Linked DNA regions of Homo sapiens: region 2 is linked to region 1. A link is a loop called in an ENCODE intact Hi-C map of the cell type or tissue named here. Cell type or tissue: B cell. All regions are shown on one strand. Each heading gives the region's core, and the rest is flanking DNA. Links, peaks and the distances in the headings are about the cores only.

Region 1 (8,000 bases), core at 1-8,000:
GCCAAACTCATTCTTTTATAGCAGCATTAATCCCATCCATGAAAGCAGAGACCTCATGGCCTAATCACCTCCCAAAGGGTCCACTTATCAATATTGTTATAATGGCAACTAAATTTCAGCATGAATTTTGGAAGGGACAGACATCCAAAGCATAGCAGGTGCTAATTCCAGTCTCCCTGTCCCTAAGCCACCATCATGTCTCATCATAAAACCTGCAAAACCATAAACTGACCTACTCAACTTTCTTCTTGTCTGCATACAGTCTATAGGTAAGTGTGGCTACCTATAACCCTATCTATATCCTTAGCTTCCCCTGGCCCACCAAGTCATGCCTGAGCTGAGTTTACCTTCCTCCACTCACTATACCTCCACACTGGCCTCACACAGCCTCCTTTTTCTTTTCTGAACATTATAAGTACTTTTCAGCTTCTGCATATCTGTGCCTCTACTGAGAAGCTCCTTTCCCCAGCTCTTTGTAGGCCTAACTCATTCTGATCCCCTATCCTCTCAGCTGAAATATCTCCCCTAGTTACCACCAGCCTATCATCCTGCCTCTAGCCCTCAGAGAACACCTGTCTTAATGTTTAAGTCTCTTCTGTGTTTCCCTGATGTTTGTTTTGGTCTACCTCCCTCCCCTTTAATGTAAGTGAGCTCCTTGGGGCAGGGTCCTCATCTGTCTCCTCCCCCCGTGGCATCCTTGTACAAAGCAGAGAGCCTGGCAGCCCGTCCTGCTCACAAGTATTGGCCGAGTGAACATACACAGATCACGGAATTTTCTGGAGGAAAAGAACCCATGCGGTCTCTATTACTGGGCTGGATTTAACGTTGTAAGGTCATATCTTACAGCCAGTTACTGTCTTGGAAATCTCACTTTGGTTCAAAGTAAGCCCCAGAAAGCAAGCTGGAGACCTCTCTGCTCACAAAGACACAGGGACTTAACTTGGGCAAACCAGGCCCTGTCGCCTGGGAGGAGGCAGTCTCCACTCTGCGGGGAGCTCATCTTCCTCTTTACATTTCTGTTTCTAACTCTGGTCAAGGAGCCTCCTCCACTCAAGACAGGTTATTTTAAATGACTTCTAGCTGTACTCATGGACACAGAAGATGTCTCTCACGCACCCTTTCTCTCTGGAAATGCCACGTCCCTTTAAAAGAGTTTCCTGTCCTCAAGTCCTCTTCAGTGCCTTCCTTCCAGGCTTAAGGAATCTGTAACCATCCTCTCCCTGAGGTGGATTCTACACCATTCTTCCTCAGGTTGTCCTAATCCAAAGGGACCTTGATACTGAGCCTACTGAGGGACCAAGGCTCAGTCCTCATATGAATTTTGGCAATAGAAAGTTGGGGTCAGGGCTGGCGTGGGGCAGGGAATGGCTCAGGTCTCTATTCCAGAATGGCAGAGAGCAGCCTTTGCCATGGGCAGCTGCATGCAAAGACTGCCCATCCACCACAGCGCTCACCGAGTGTGAGTGTGGCCAGCTCCACAAAAGTTCACTCCAAGACCAGAGCAATAGCTCCAGGAGCCTGCCTGCTTCTTGGTCCTGCCTTCCTTTTTTCACAGAGCATGGCATGACCAGGCACAGAACTGTGTCCAAATCTGTCCTTCCCAGGCCCTCCTATGCTCCACTCTCCCCCAATCTACTACCAGCTCAGCCTCCTGCAGCTGCGATCCCAGAATGCTCTTTCCAAAATGTTAAGAATGGATAGCACCCAATCGTGTCTCTCACACTAAAGCAAGTCAGTTCATCTTTCTGAGCAGGCTGGCTGAGGGGCAAACACGCTATACAGATGGAGCCCACTAAGCACCTTCTTCTCCAGCTTATTTCTGTTTATTTCTGCATCCAACTTCCCTGGCGTGGAATGGTTTCCTTTAATATAGGTCCATGCTACATGTTCCACTAAAATAGTATCTGAAACCAGGGAACATATCCCAACCCAGAGTAATCTGGGCTCAGCAATGGTTAAGGACTACATTTTGGAGACAGCTAGGAATACATACTTTTCTTCTAAGCAAACTGTTTCCTAAGCTCATTCTTCTGTGCTTGGAAATGGCTGAAGTTTTAGCTTAGACTGCTTGGTTTTAGCTTAGTTTCTACCTGGGTTAATGGAAACCGGGGTGTGCGGGATGTGTTCTAGCCTATGCTGGCCTTGGGGCTAGAAAACAGGGTAGTGAATGGGGCCTACTCAGCTAACTCAGTGGTTCCACTCAACAGAATCACCTGTTTTAAAAAAATCTCAAGTTTAAAAAAATGTATAGGCATGTATGCAGCAAGCAAGAGTATACATTGCTAAGGAATCTGTACCCACTGCTACATACTTTTGTAGTGCCATTTTGCAACAGCCAGCAAACTCAAAATACAAAACTCCTTGTCCTGACAAGGACATTTTTACTTCTAGGAATTTATCCTTTAAAAATATTATGCAATCATGAAAAAAAGAAGAGATGACTTTAAAACATTGTTCAATGTTTTTCATTGTTCAAACATTGTTCTGTGAAAAAGTCAGATGTAACGTTTTATGAACAATGGAGTACCATTGGGTTAAATTCTTTTTTTTTGTTTTTTTGTTTTTTGTTTTTGAGACAGTATGTCACTCCGTCTCCCAGGCTGGAGTGCAGTGGCTCTGCTCACTGCAATCTCTGCCTCCCGGGCTCAAGCAATTCTCTTGCCTCGGCCTCCCGAGTAGCTGGGATTACAGGCATGCGCCACCACACCCGGCTAATTTTTGCATTTTTAGTAGAGATGGGGTTTCACCATGTTGGCCAGGCTGGTTTTGAATTCCTAACCTCAAATGATCCCCCTGCCTCGGCCTCTCGAAGTGCTGGGATTATAGGCATGAGCCACCACGCCCAGCCAGGGTTGAATTCTTTTAAAGATTATGCACACTTGCATAAGTGGCAAAAGAAAAATACAGGGGAGGAAACAGCATTCTCAACATAAGTAGCTCTAGAGAAGGGGAAGCAGAAGCTTCTAACTTTTACTTTGTGTACTTCTATACTTTCTAAAATTTTCATAATCTGCATGTATTACTTCCACAATTTAAAAAACTACCCAAGCTCCAGATTCATCTCTTGGAGATTCTGATTGTGTAGGGTATTTGTATTTTTTTAAAAGTGCCATTGGTGGTTTAGCTTTACTGCCACGTTTGAGAACCACTGTGTATTCTAGAAGGTTGTGGGCAAGGCTAATAAAAATATGCCCATGGACAACTCAAAGACACATTTCCCAGCCTCATGCACAAAAAGGAAAGGAAGAGATAGATATAAGGAGAGAGAGAGAGAGAGAGAGGGAGGGAGAGAGAGAGAGAGAGAGAGAGAGGCGGGGGGGGGGGGTGGGGGAGAAAGGAGGACAATCCCACAGCAAAAATATATTAAGTGAGCTGGAAAAAAAGGGATGTTTAAAAAAATTAAAACCAGGAGACTCCAATCCCAAGATCCTGCCCTAAACCACCTCATAGAATCCCTGGGCCTAGACAGAGATAATTATATATTTAGAAAATTTCTACCCAGAGTTGGTCTGTTAAAATACTCTTAAGTTATCGCCTTGATAACTTAGAGGACTGGAGAAGAGAGAACATCTGAACTCTGGGTTACCTGTTGAAAGCAGGCTTGGACAAGGTTTTCAGGGAAGAGATTTCGAATAAGGTCCAGGAAGGCATCCAGGCTGGACACTTCATCATTCTTCTTCCCAGGCCCCAGCTGCTTCTTGAGCTTGGGATTGCCTGGATGGATAGCCAAGACCAGAATGACCCCCAGTACTGCAGCAATGATGGTCGTGGACATGTAATACACCATGGCTCTCGTGCCCAAGCGGCCACTAGCCTTAGCATCCAGGCCTGACAACCCTGGATTGAAAAGAAATGCAGAAGGATTAATTCTATTACGTTTGTGCTAATGACCTGTGTCTACATTTCTATGACGTTAGCTTCATATTACTCAAATGTGTTAATGGTTGATTAAATCTCCTACTGTAGTCTTCCCTCAATATCCATGAGAGGGTTGGTTCTGGGACTCCCAACAGATACCAAAATCTGAGAGTGCCCAAGTTTCTTCTGTAAAATGGTGTAGTATTTGTATATAACCTATGCACATCCTCCTGTCTACTTTAAACCACCTCTAAATTATTTACAATACCTAATACAATGTAAATGCTATGTACATAACTGTTATACTATATTTTTAACTTGCATTATTTTGTATTTTTTATTAGTTTTTTTTCTCAAATATTTTCAATCTGCACATGTGGGACTCACAGATATGCAGGGCCGACTGTATTGAATATTTGATCAATCCCATAGTTTATCATTCTATTATCCAGGGAGATTTTCAAGATTTTACAGAACTGGGAGAGTTGGAGATCCTCCTGTTTAGAGTTTACAAATGGTCTGTAACAAATTTTTTGTCAGTCTGCAATAATGAGTTAAAATAAAGTTGAAGACATCCCATTTTTAATTCTGAGATTATTCCTTTCCACTTTTTATTTTTTTTGGTCTTAACATCTCCTTTGTTTTATGAAGCGATGCTGCTGGTACATGCTAGTTTTTAACTTGTTTATTTATTTATGTTTTAATGTCCTCACTTGGAAGACTAAAAAGCTAGTAGTTCTGTGCCACACTCAAAATGTCTTTTGAATATATTACTGGTAACTGACATGGAGAGTCTGAGAATAACGATTTTGCCCAGTCCTCTCATTTCTCTGAGGTGAAGCATGAAGATCCACATTCCCAGCCTCATGCAGGGATTAGGGAACACCCCGTGAAGCACCCTGCCAATGGTGGGCACTTCATCTATACCTAGGGAGGTTAGAGGAAATTCCAAGCAAATTCACAAAAACTCCAGCCCCACTGGGTTTTTTTCCAGTTGTTTCTTGAATGTGTTCACTTCCTGGTTTCAGTTCCTGCTTTTACCAGAAAGAGAGATTGAACCCCTTTTTGGGTGTTAGTCCTTTTTGCTATGGGGGAAGAAGTTAGTGATGTGAGCTGCTCTAAATTAAGCTGACCTACGTGTGACCTACTTCTCTTTACAACCTAGTCTAATTCTAGCCGACGGGAGCTAGGTTTCCCCACCAAGTTGGCCAACGTATGACCTGTTAACAGGTGCAGAGAACATTTTCTCTGGTTTATAGAGGAGCACTGATGGTAAATGCACCCTTTCACTCAATCTAGCGCTGAATGATAAGGTCCCACTTAGCCCCTAAGTGCCTGATCCTGAGTTCCAGCATTTCAGGTACTGGGGTCACTGGTCAACCAGCTGAAGCCTCAACCCAGCTCAGCCCCTGAATCTCCTGGAGTTACCAGAGCCTCACTCACTTCTTTCATGAGGTGGCCAGTCCAGGGGAACAACTTCTCCAGATCACTTAGCTGGCTGGTACCCAAATATGGACCAAAGCTCAGCTTCCTGCCCTTAACTCAGAGTTTAGTCTCCAAAGGGCATCAATTTATACCCTGTTTGAGCAATATTATTTGGTAAGGAGGAAAATACCAGTATAAGCCCACAGAGGAAGAACAAATTCTTTCAAATAAAGTAATTAATTATTTTAGTCAAAGATAATTGATGCTGGGACTCAGGATATACACCTGTTAACAAATCATACATTGGCCAACTTGGTGGTAGTGAAAAATAAGTGAACATGATGCCACATATTAGGAGTAACTTTGTTCTGAAAAACTCAGAGGGCTTTCATACCTAGCATTTCATTTATTTTTAATGCCAATCTCCCTCAATTCCCAATTAAAATAGTAGATAATTTCCTTTTCCATCTATTACCTTTATCAGTATCTGAACAAAATATAATTTAGAAAGGGGAGAAAAGTAGACATTAAAAATTAAGGCCAGGTGCAGTGGCTCATGCCTGTAAACCCAGCACTTTGGGAGGCTGAGGCGGGTGGATCATGAGGTCAGGAGTTCGAGACCAGCTTGGCCAATATGGTGAAACCCTGTCTCTACTAAAAATACAAAAATTAGCCAGGCATGATGGCACATGCCTGTAGTCCCAGCTACTCAGGAGGCTGAGGCAGGAGAATCGCTTGAACCCACGAGGCACAGGTTGCAGTGAGCTGAGATTGCACCACCGCACTCCAGCATGGGCAACAGAGGGAGACTCCATCTCAAAAAAAAAAAAAATTTAAAACCACTAGAGGTATCATCACTTGTAACATGTGGCTGTGTTTCCTTTTCTTTTCTTTTTTTTTTTTTCTTTTTTTTGCTGGAGAGAAAGACAAATAGACTGACTAATCGATGGCAAGCTTTTATTTCTTTAGGGTTGATTATCCTCATTTCAGAGACGGGAAAACCAAAGCTCTGAAATGAAATGACATAGACGATCACATTCACTCAACCAAATTGAGATTCTACAGTTAATTAAAAGCCAGGGCAGGAGTATGACCCATGTTAGCCAGGCACTAGTGAGGTAGTCTTACCTGTGATTAAGCTGGAGATGATTAGAGGGAGAATGAGCATTTTTAGCATCCTCATGAGTATATCCCCTGGGAAGGCTATTAACATAACCACATCAGGGTGGATGGGAGATGCCAAGCGAAGAAGCCCTCCACACACTGCTCCCAGGATGACACCTAAAAGGAAGGGGAAAACAATATGAATTTATTTTTTGCCTTCGTCAAATGACTTACTCTAGACACTTATTTCAGCAACATTGACCTTTCTCATGCTTCTGCAGTATTAAATGATGAACAATGTGTAACAAAAACAACATTAGATAAGTGAAGCTGATTTTGATGACTAGCAAGAGAACTTTCTATACCTCCAACTATTCTTAAAAAGTCAGCACCCAAAGAGTCAAGGAGAACTCAAGGCTTTATGAAAGTGCACACTGGCAACTTGACTCCAACTTATTTGAGGCTATTTGTCTACTTGGAGCCAGAAATTGTTTATAGAAATAAACTATAAGGGGCTGGGCACAGTGGCTTGTGCCTATAATCCCAGCACTTTGGGAGGCCGAGGCGAGTGGGTCACCTGAGGTCAGGAGTTCGAGACCAGCCTGGCCAAAATAGTGAAACACCATCTCTACTAAAAATACAAAAATTTAGCTGGGTGTGGTGGCGGAAACCTGTAATCCCAGCTACTTGGGAGACTGAGGCAGGAGAATTGCTTGAACCCAGGAGGCAGAGGTTGCAGTGAGCTGAGATGGTGCCATTGCACTCCAGTGTGAGCAACAGGAGTGAGACTCCATCTCAAAAAAAAAAAAAAAAGAAAGAAAGAAAGAAAGAAAAAGAAAAAAGAAAGAAAGAACCCACAAGGACAGATATTGCCTCCTTGCCCAGCTCAAGCTTGGCCACATGGCATGGCATTTAATGTGTGTCTTCTCATTGTAACTGGAGGCAAGATAAAATGAACATTTAATTGACCAAGCTAGTGTGAATTCTATTTTTTTCTTCCCATCTATTTTCTTTGGCTTCCAATAATTTCCTCATGGCTCACTCTCAAGGCTTGTCCTTGACTTCTATGTCCTTTTACATAGCTTTTAGATTGCTGATCTTATGGGAGCTCAAGAATGGACTCTAAGATATATAATTTTGGAGGAAACAATTTAGGCAGAGATGCTGGCAGGGATCTTTCACTTTACAGACTCAAAGTTCCCAGAAGAAAAATTTTATATCTCTGCAAATGGGTGGCCAACATGAATGACCCTTTCAGAAACCACAAGTTGGGTCATAGTACCACTGGCCATAAGGGAGGGATGGAGTTCCAGGAATGCAGGCTACAGTGTTAATTCCACAGATGAGGAAGGAGTAATGTGGCTGAAAGCCTGATTTTTTTTCTTCTGCAGGTAAAAATCCCACTCTCCAACTTCTTCAAGTCCTGTGATGAATTAGATGTGGTTACATGGCGGGTAACCTTTGGAAAACCTAACCATGCCTGTGGTTTCTTATTAAGTGAACTTAGCTGTGGCGAGCTCCCAGTCCTGATCCTGGGCCACTGGCAACCAAGGCATCTGTCTCAAAGGAAAGGCCATGGAATGGAGGGGTTCAGGTAGGTGTGTGCAGGTGGG
Region 2 (9,400 bases), core at 1,401-9,400, 55 kb before region 1:
CCGATCAACATGTCTACTGCATTTAGATGAATAGCCAAAAATAACATATACATTTAAATTACAATACATCTATACACCATTTCACTGAAATTACACCTAGATACCTACATTATAGCTACACAAAGTGCATAGGCACTGTTCTTCATGCGTGAACCAAGTGTCAGTGTGTATACACAAGAGCTTCATGCTTTGACAGCTAGCTGTACTTGAAAATAGATACAATTATTGCCAGTCGAGGGTACATCTAATCTGTTTGTTTAATGAAGAGCAGGTTCAAATACATACCAATACACTTTCTATGTAACTGACTACTTTTTAAACCACGGTAAAAATACTACTCCTACCACCATCTCAGAAAGTATTTGGTGGAAGGAAGACACCTCGTCTCTGCAGTGGCTATCGTTTTACCTTTCGGGGAAGTTATATAGTCTGTTATTCACCTGAGGACAGAAACTACCTGGGCTGCTTTTAAACAATTTCAGTATGATTCTAAGCCCCCACTCCCAGCCCCCAGTGATACAGTATTGCCTCATAGTTGGTTCTAAAAATTTTTTGTAAACTTTCTTTAAAAATATGTGCTCAATTCACATAACAATGTGACATTTACCACTAATTTGCTTGGCAAGAATTAACTGCAACAAATCTGTCCTGATTTCATCTCTAGCACTCATCCTCAGTCTCTGCTACTCAAAGTTTTCCTAAGCCAATTTCCACATAAACCTTTAGGAATGTATGAAACATTCTGATCTAGGAATAATCCTACTATTAATACCTTGTCTTTGATAGTCTTAGAGAAAAGCAAAATGAGAATGCTCAGCTGGAAAAACAAGGCCTGGTGTCAAACATTTAAAAAATCAGCACCATTCCTTGAGTTAGAAAGATGAATTATTTAGATGTATATCCTCACCAGCTAAGGGATTTAAGCAATTCCTTGTTCTTAATGGTTCATTTTGTTTATTGCATCACTAAAGACTGGGTTCTTAAATTTGTCAAATGTGACTATATAGTCAAGAAACAATTGGTAGCTCTAAATTGCTGAAGAAACTTCTTGTGCTCTAATTAGTTATAATTCTACATGTGTGGTTACATAGAAAATACTGTAAGAAAATATGTCTGCAAAATTACAGATACTAAATAGATTAATTCAGTCTACACTGAGTTCTTTATAATTTCTGAAGAATAGTTACAAACCTATAACATTATTAAAGGCTAAATTAATATTAAACATATAACATCCAGGTCTATAAATACATTTTCTAATGCTCTTTATAAATAATAGCAAACAAGCTAGGGGATTTGTTTAAAAAAATGTAAGACTGGGCTGGAGGAATTTGTGGATTTAGGGTGCAATACTGATCAGAGGGCAATATATTGTCCCTGGTAACACAGACTCTTACCAGGAAGCCAAAATATATCTGCTGGCAACAAGATCAAGTTAGATTCACAGTTTGCCAGCTCTTTCCTCAAGCTGTAGAAAACAAATAGAAAAACAATATACAAAATCCTCAAAAAAGTAGTTTTTTTATATACAAATCTCTATAGTGACCAGATAATCTGATCTGTGTTGTGCAACATGGAGATGCAATGCTGAGGTTTTCCAGGAGAAAGAGAAAGGGAGGGAGTTAAGGTGATTTGTAGAAAAATCTAGATGCCAAAGGATGACTTTCTATAAGGGAAGTAACTCTTATGGAGTATTAAACCACCAGACAGCCAACTTTCTGATCATTTATCTCAGGGAATTCGCTCCATGGGTCCATGGGGGAGAAACCTCAGAGATGTGCTGGACCAACTTCCTTGGCTAGTGTGTGTATTTGCCCCCTAGCAAAGGCAACAGGCTGTTTCCAGGCAGGCAAAATGGTTGCCATGAGAAGAAACAGTGCCCCAGAAGGAGTGAGGCTCCGACTGCAACATCTCCATCTCCAGTGAGGATGATGACAAGGCTAACAGTCAGTTGTCAGGTTTCAACACTCACCCAAGGATTGGGGGTGTCTCCAGAGAAACTGAGGACCTGTTGCTACCCATTCTCTAGGTCAACTTCTGACTCTACAAAGCAGTGAGGTCTGTTCCAATAGCTGGTTTTATTCTCAGCACAAAAGGGCCCTGTGTAAAAACCAGAAGGATTTTGTAAAATATCAAAATGAATATTTGGCCTGGAGGTTGGAAAGTGAAGCAAGGCTGGACATAGAAAAAAACTGATCAGTAGTTATTCAGGATATTATTTAGGATAAATGAAATAGGAACTTAGGGGCATCTCTCACTTTTCTACAGGTTCTTATCTGGGTCAATGAAGAAATTGTGTTTATCTTGCTGCCCTTGCATCAGGTTTTTTGCACTAATGGAAAAAAGCCGGCCGAAAAACAAAACCCAATCCTTTCAGTCCTAGCTTTACATCTTGCCCTTGCAAACCTGAAGAGCTGAAGTCTTCTCTGACAACAAAGGAGTTCACAACACAACAAATACCAACACTACTCTATTTAGCAGAAGTTTGGACAAACAGCAGAGGTGTCCACCATGGGCCATTGCAGCAGTGCCAGAAAGTGCAAGAGGTTGTTTAAAGATCATGGCTGGTGACATGGACCTTGTAGACCATGCATTGTATCCCATCCACCCTACAAACTAATCAGGCCTTGAAGAGGGCAATGATAGTCAGAAAATTCCATTCTTGTAAGTTAGAGCATCTCTTCCTGCAATGTGATACCCATGATAAAAACAAACCAAGAGGAAAATGTGAAAATGAATTTGCGGGCTTACTTGTGAATGGGTGTGCATGTCTACATACTGGCGGAGAAGAAAAGATATTTACAAACAGTTGCCGTGATTGTGCAAGTGTTGTACCAAATTTCAAAAGAGTGATCAAGGTTATTCACCAAAGGCTCTCAAATTCCCATACTGGGTGGGCAATTAGAATTGTTGGAGAAAATTGTGTGTTTTGGGTATTCAGAGAGGGCTCTGTTGCTACAGCAGCAATGATGCAACAGCTTGAGTGAGGCTGTAGGTTCATCCAGTCCTCTCATGTTGACTCTGGAAACATTTTTCCGTGAGCCAAATCACTACTTCTATTAGGAAGGTGAGTTTAAGTCAAGGGAACTTTTATTAAAAAACTTTTATTGGTGTCTCAAAATATCAAACTGTGAATGAACATGGCCAACTTTGAAGCTTGTTGTAAAACATCAAATGAATAGAGGCTTGAATTTAATTTCTCCCAAAGGAGATGAGAAAAATCTAAATTGATTATTCATTATTGTGGGCTACTTCAACTTAAAATGTAAATAGGTCACATTTTATAGTAGGAAGCCTCTTAAGAAGGAAACAAAGCAGAGATCATAATACATTGGGCTCATAGGGCTGGAAGGGGATTTTAGTCATTTAATCCAACCCCTTCACTTTTCATATGGGAGAAAATGAGGCTTGGACACAAAATGACTTATGTAAGTCATACAGCTAAAAATGGGCAGAGTCTAAATCAAATGTTCCCTCTACCAAACCATGTTGTTTCTTATCATCTCTATGTCATTGCCTGAATTAGCTGTGTTATGCTACAAAGTTGGATACTATTTAATCAAGATTCTCTGTTATCTATTTTAAAACCAAGCCTCACACTAACTTGTGTGATGGCTTACTAAGCTGGCTGTTAGCAAAGCAGCAACAATAAGTGGAATGATAGGAAAGGAAGAGGTGGAGTAGAAAATTTGGTTTTCTTTTAGGGAAAATCATAAGAAAATGTGTCATGAGCAGCTGGAAACTCACTCTATGCTAGGAGAACAATCTGCCTCTAGTGCCACCTGCTTGGATTGGCACTCAGTGATCCCTCTAGGCTTAACCAGAAATTACTACAGATACTGAGACCATTTATCTTCTTTGACAATTAGACTTACAAAACTCACTCCAGAATTCCTTCAGGCTGTTTTTTTTTTAACTTAGTCTTCTTCTGCCTCCAGACTCTAGCATTCTTATTCAAGGAGCAAGTATGATAATAACTGAAAATTTCATTTGGTCCTTTTTCTTGGTTTGGAATGAGTTCAGTTGGAGAATAAGTAAAACAAACCAGCAGCTCAGACAACTAGATAGCCGTAAGAGTTAGAGAGCAGCTAGGTGAGAAAAATCACTTCCACTGGGGTATAACTGCTGTGCACTTTTAGTCATCAAACTAGATGAGAGCTAATGAGACTTGTTTTTCAGGAGTCAGAACTATGGAGAATTCTCTCTGAGCACGGATATACCTACTTGGATTTACTGCTGCATTCCATGGGAAAATATTGCACAGGTGGCCGAAGCCTTGATTCTGACAAAAGTAAAAAAAACTATAACATCACTTTTGCTATTGAGAGCAAAGGGACGTGTAGTATTTGCAAAAACATGGCAGAATTGGGTTTCCTTTGGTGGACCCAGTAAATGAGTTTCCCAACCACTTTGCTCCAAAAGGGCTTCTTGACTAGATACATATGCAAATGATGTATTTCTCCACACACAAGTGGAAATGACCAGAGACCCTCTAATCAACAGGTCATTGAGATTCCTGGCATCACCTAGCAGGAATCTCCCCATGACTTGAATTTTCCCTAAGCCTTTCTCATATTCCATGAGTCTAAATCCAGGAGCTAGGCATTTTGGCACCCCTTCTTTCAGCTTTCATGAATATCCAGGCTGACTAGTGGTTCGAGAGGAGAAAGAAATATTTGTCTTTTACAGGGTATGGTAACTTCCGCAGACAGCAAAACCATAGGCTGTGTTTCTACACACTCAATAGGAAGTAAAAACTGAAACTGATAGCTATGTGGTTCAGCTCTCATAACCTAGAGTCCTATGTTGAAGATCTGTGAGATCTAGATGATTGCCCTGATTTTCTGATGCTCTTTGTATGGGAAGCATGCCCTCAAAGATCTAAGGTAAAGTATTACCTTGAAAGATAAGCTATTCTTCTCACTGATTGGATTGGATTTGATTCATTGAATTTGAGTAAGTAATTAAGTGATGATTCCACTTGGGTTTCTCAAAGGGCAAGAATGAGAAAGAGAAGAATTAAAGTCTACTTAGTTGGTTTTCTCCTGAAATGATTCTGATTCCTAAAAAACATGAATGAGTCTATAGCAAAATGGCATTGCCGAAGCCCTGATTTACAGACCTTACAGGATGCAGTGTATGTATGTTTCTGGCCTGCTGTAACTGTATATAAATATAACATTTATGCATTATCAAATAGTAACAGACTATTACAAGCATTCATATATATGTTGAACCAATTAGGATAAATCTATACATATAATTGACAGGTTAAATGTATTCTATTTAGATAAAGGTTATTAGAGGTATACCCTGGATCCATTTGTTCTGTTTATGGCACATATGCTGGGCAAAGAAAATCCCAAATGGGCATGGCAAGGGAGAAATAAATGAGGCTTAAATAAAAACAGAGGACATAGACATATGTCAACATGTCAACTCTACATGCATTTTGGATTTTCAGGCTAGTCCTGAGTTCAAGAAATTGTATATTTTTAATATGACTTATTGAATTTCCAGATAAGTGTGATTTTCTAAGTATATTCTCACGAGACTTCCTGCACACAGTAAGTCTCAGACCAGAAAAAACTTGCTTTGTGAAGTTGTACACCTTGTTTCTTCCAAACACATTGTCTGCTGACATATTTACAGGCTAATAGGATAGCTAGGAAAAAGTTGAAGACAAAACACACCGGAAAGGTTTCAGGCAGAGTTCTGAGAAGAGAATCCTGTGACCACTCCATTGAGAAACATGCCCATGTATATAGATCCCAAAGCTGGCCTTCCATAGCAAAAAACAACAAGCTCCTAGACGCTTTGCCTATAGCCTCCAACTTACCAGAAAAAAGCTCTTGGGAACACCACTTAAAGAAAATCCTAAACAGTTTCACAGCTAAACCCAGGAACTGTCTCCTTAACCTATAACATTTGCTGTAAAGAATGTATTTTCTGGCCGGGCACGGTGGCTCACGCCTGTAATCCCAGCACTTTGGGAGGCCATGGCGGGTGGATCATGAGGTCAGGAGATCGAGACCATCCTGGCTAACATAATGAAACCCATCTGTACTAAAAATACAAAAAATTAGCCAGGCATGGTGGCATGTGCCTGTAGTCCCAGCTACTCGGGAGGCTGAGACAGGAGAATCGCTTGAACTAGAGAGGTGGACATTGCAGTGCAGTGAGCTGAGATCGTGCCACTGTACTCCAGCCTGAGCAACAGAGCAAGACTCTGTCTAAAAAAAAAAAAAAAAAAAGAATGCATTTTCTACTACTACACTTAATCATATCCCTTGACCACCCTGACCCTGTTTACTGCCCATCTACTGGAAATAAAGACCAATGTCATTTGAAAAGCAAAAATGAAAAGTTGCCTAATACTGTTCAGTAGTGATCCTTATCCAAAAATCACTAGGGTTTAGGAGACAAAAACAACTGGAATCTCATGTCTCTTGTATGTTTCAAAGGTATCTGATTTAAAAGAGAGAAGTCACAAGGAGCAGATAAGAAAGGCTATTTGAGGTCCATAAGCACCCTCATCTCAGAGAATTTGGATTCTATAAACCATGACTGTCTCAGCATCCCTCCGCTGGTTTCATATAATACAGCCTATTCTCACCTATAAACAAGGTTCTACATACTTCTTAGAGTCAAATGTGCTTTATTTCTCAATGATTCAAGTCCCAAGCTTACTCCCAAACCCAGCAACCTTAGGAAAATACTGTGCGTTATTCAATAAAAAAGGATAGTAGAGACATTAAAAATTTTAGCTTGCATTACCAATCATTAAGGATTTGTTGGCTGCCTACTGCATGCAAGGCACTGTGCTACACCAATTATATTATTTATTCCTTAAAACTTCACAGCCTTAAACAAGATTCCATCTGTGAAGTTGTACAGAGCCATCCTTTGTTGCCATGTCATTGTTCAAGGCTGCCTGGACTCTGCCATAGGAATATCACTTTTATAGGGTTTTGCACAGATGTTTGTTTTCTGTTCCTTTCTACTGAGAAGACTGAGGAGGAAGACTGGCTCTGCTTCCAACTGTGTCCTATAACTGGTTTTATGTGCTTTGATAGAAGATAACAAAACGCTTTCAACATATTGGATAAATACCAGTATTTTTGTTTCATCAAGAGATGACATTAAAAGAGGCACAGCCAACACAAGTGTCTTCCATGTGTGAGGACAGTAAAATGACCAGGCTTTCTAGGACGATGAGATGATGACTGAAATAATTGACAGATTAAAAATATCTTTTTCTTTAGGAACCAAAAAATAATCTTTTGGGTTAAACAAAGCAAAACACATACCAAATAATCTCATTTGATTTTACTACACCAGGTGAAGGCAAACCGAACATAAATAAATTTGAATATTTAACTCTGGTTAAACTTTATGTTGACTGTGCTCTCTTACTTTTGTCAATATCTACAGTGGTTATATATAAAATACTTCCTAATCAATTATCAAATTTAGAAAGAATAATGAAACATACTTTGAAATTTCAACCATTGTTCTCACAGATTACACAGGGTAAGGCAGAGATGTAACAGGTTCTTTAATCAACTGCCTTTAAGAGCATGGCTCCCTTTAAAACTGTCTTTGAAACATTTTACTTAAAGAGCATATGGAAGATAAATTGTCAGAATTCCCTAAGACAGGTATTTGCTTTTAATCAATCCATGTGCAAGCTTTACTAGACATTTTAAGGGGAGTTACTTCTAGAGGCTTTTAATAGAATCTCTTGTGCATAACAAGGCGAGACATGGAGAACACTTTAAGGAATAACACGCTGTGTGTTTGCTCATTTTCCCAAGTCCCTGGAGTGTACCACACTGCTTTACTCATGTCCCCTGGGAAAAGAGCATCCACATTTCTGCATCTTGGGAGAAAAGGGAAGCTGGCAAGAACGTGTCTTCAATTCCAACTGATTCCTCCAGCAGCATCCATTCAAATAATAATACAAGTGAGAAAATTAGACGGTTATAAAGCATTATTTGGCAAAGACACAGCACCGTGCCTGTCATCACTGACTCACAAGAGCTCCTCTAAGCCTCGGCTAACAGATTAAGTAAACATAGAAATATACGCATTTTTTTCCTTTTTAAAGAAAGCTTGTTTATATCATCAGTTACCATAGGATACGCTGGGGAGTTTATTCAAGAATTTGCTGAGACTCATATCCTTATTTCTCACGTTTCCAAGGTTCTTCCTCAACACTGCAGTCGGCTGACTTTCCATTGGCTGCCAGAGTTACCTGAAAATAATTATCATCAACATCCAGCTTACAGACCACGAACCAGAAAAAAGCCCTGTGGGTTATGTGGAGAAGCACCAAATCCAAGATTATACTACATGACTGAAATATTAGTTTTAAATGGAGTTCTTTCCAAATTGAATTTGAACCTGTCTTGGGTTTCAACAGTGATCTGAGAATTTTAAAAATCCATATTTGCCTTGGGAGTATCAAGGTATTAAAGCTGCTTTGTAATTTGGGGAATAACTTCTACTATGTTTTTAGTGTTGTGGGGTGTCTAACTACCCAGAGATCCATCACACAATAACACAGTCCTTAAAATACAGTGCCCATGTGCTACTCCATACAACCACAGAGGAAGAAATCCAGAACTAGGTATCTAGTTCTACTCATGCATGTGAAAGGTTCAGTTGCAATGACACCAGGTAGATGGCATACGTGTCTAATTTTTAAATCAGAAATCATGACATTTCAGCTGTGCCAAATAAGCTATCCCAGCTTTAAAGATTAAAAAGAAAAGTAGGGAGAATTAAAAGTCTGAGATTGGTGACAATGTTTATCTAAATTACTTCAATGCAGACATTTAATAATCAGATAAAATTACCAGACCATCTATATTATGCTTCCCTGGCTCAAAGTGAACTGAACCTTTTTGCAGAATAGGAGGTTTTCCCCTCCACTTCTAAGTAGTTTTCCTAGCTTACCTTCTGTCTGTCTGTCCTCAACGTCATGTGCAAACTTAAACCCACGACTGATATTCCACATAATGGAGAGACTGGATTTATGAAAGCATTAGAATATGGAGACGTGACAAACGCAGTAATGTTTGAAAGAAATCTGACTTTCTTCTTACCCAAGTGGAAGTGAAATGCATGCATCATGACCACATACAACATGCTAGGAACAGAAAACCAAGTGCCCTTCAACGAATCAAGCAAAGGAAAATAAAAACCATTTATCCAATCCCCATTAGCCCCCCAATTTTTTTCAGAAAAACAGACCATGCAATTAGCAATGACTGCTCCACATGCAGTTATTCTGATTAAACTTGAAAACTATTGTGTAACTTCAAACTACTATTACCAGGCAAGAGTTTGAATACACAGACCAACAAGACATAACAATGCTTGAAATGGTTAAAGT

The links. A loop is a pair of places that touch in the nucleus more often than their neighbours do. Peaks named below come from ENCODE experiments on the same cell type or tissue, not always from the same donor. Only the 100,000 strongest peaks of a DNase experiment are listed, where the experiment ranks them.
Region 2: a loop joins it to region 1, with 6 times the contacts of the local background. A loop is called at or near these places in 4 of 110 quality-filtered maps.

The regions. Positions count from the first base shown.
Region 1 is chr11:35,308,612-35,316,611 of GRCh38, forward strand. SLC1A2 (solute carrier family 1 member 2) reads right to left here. Exons shown (of 11, transcript NM_004171.4): 3 at 6,412-6,564; 4 at 3,587-3,837. Among named protein-coding and RNA genes, the nearest start is that of SLC1A2-AS1, 31 kb to the left of the region's middle. In B cell, for the core only: no CTCF peak of the experiment used is centred there; a DNase peak (open chromatin) is centred at 4,950; H3K4me3 peaks cover 1,645 bases; H3K27ac peaks cover 2,243 bases.
Region 2 is chr11:35,252,709-35,262,108 of GRCh38, forward strand. It overlaps SLC1A2 (solute carrier family 1 member 2), which reads right to left. Exons shown (of 11, transcript NM_004171.4): 11 at 1-8,257. The coding sequence ends at 8,186. Among named protein-coding and RNA genes, the nearest start is that of SLC1A2-AS1, 24 kb to the right of the region's middle. In B cell, for the core only: no CTCF peak of the experiment used is centred there; a DNase peak (open chromatin) is centred at 4,763; H3K4me3 peaks cover 1,274 bases; H3K27ac peaks cover 684 bases.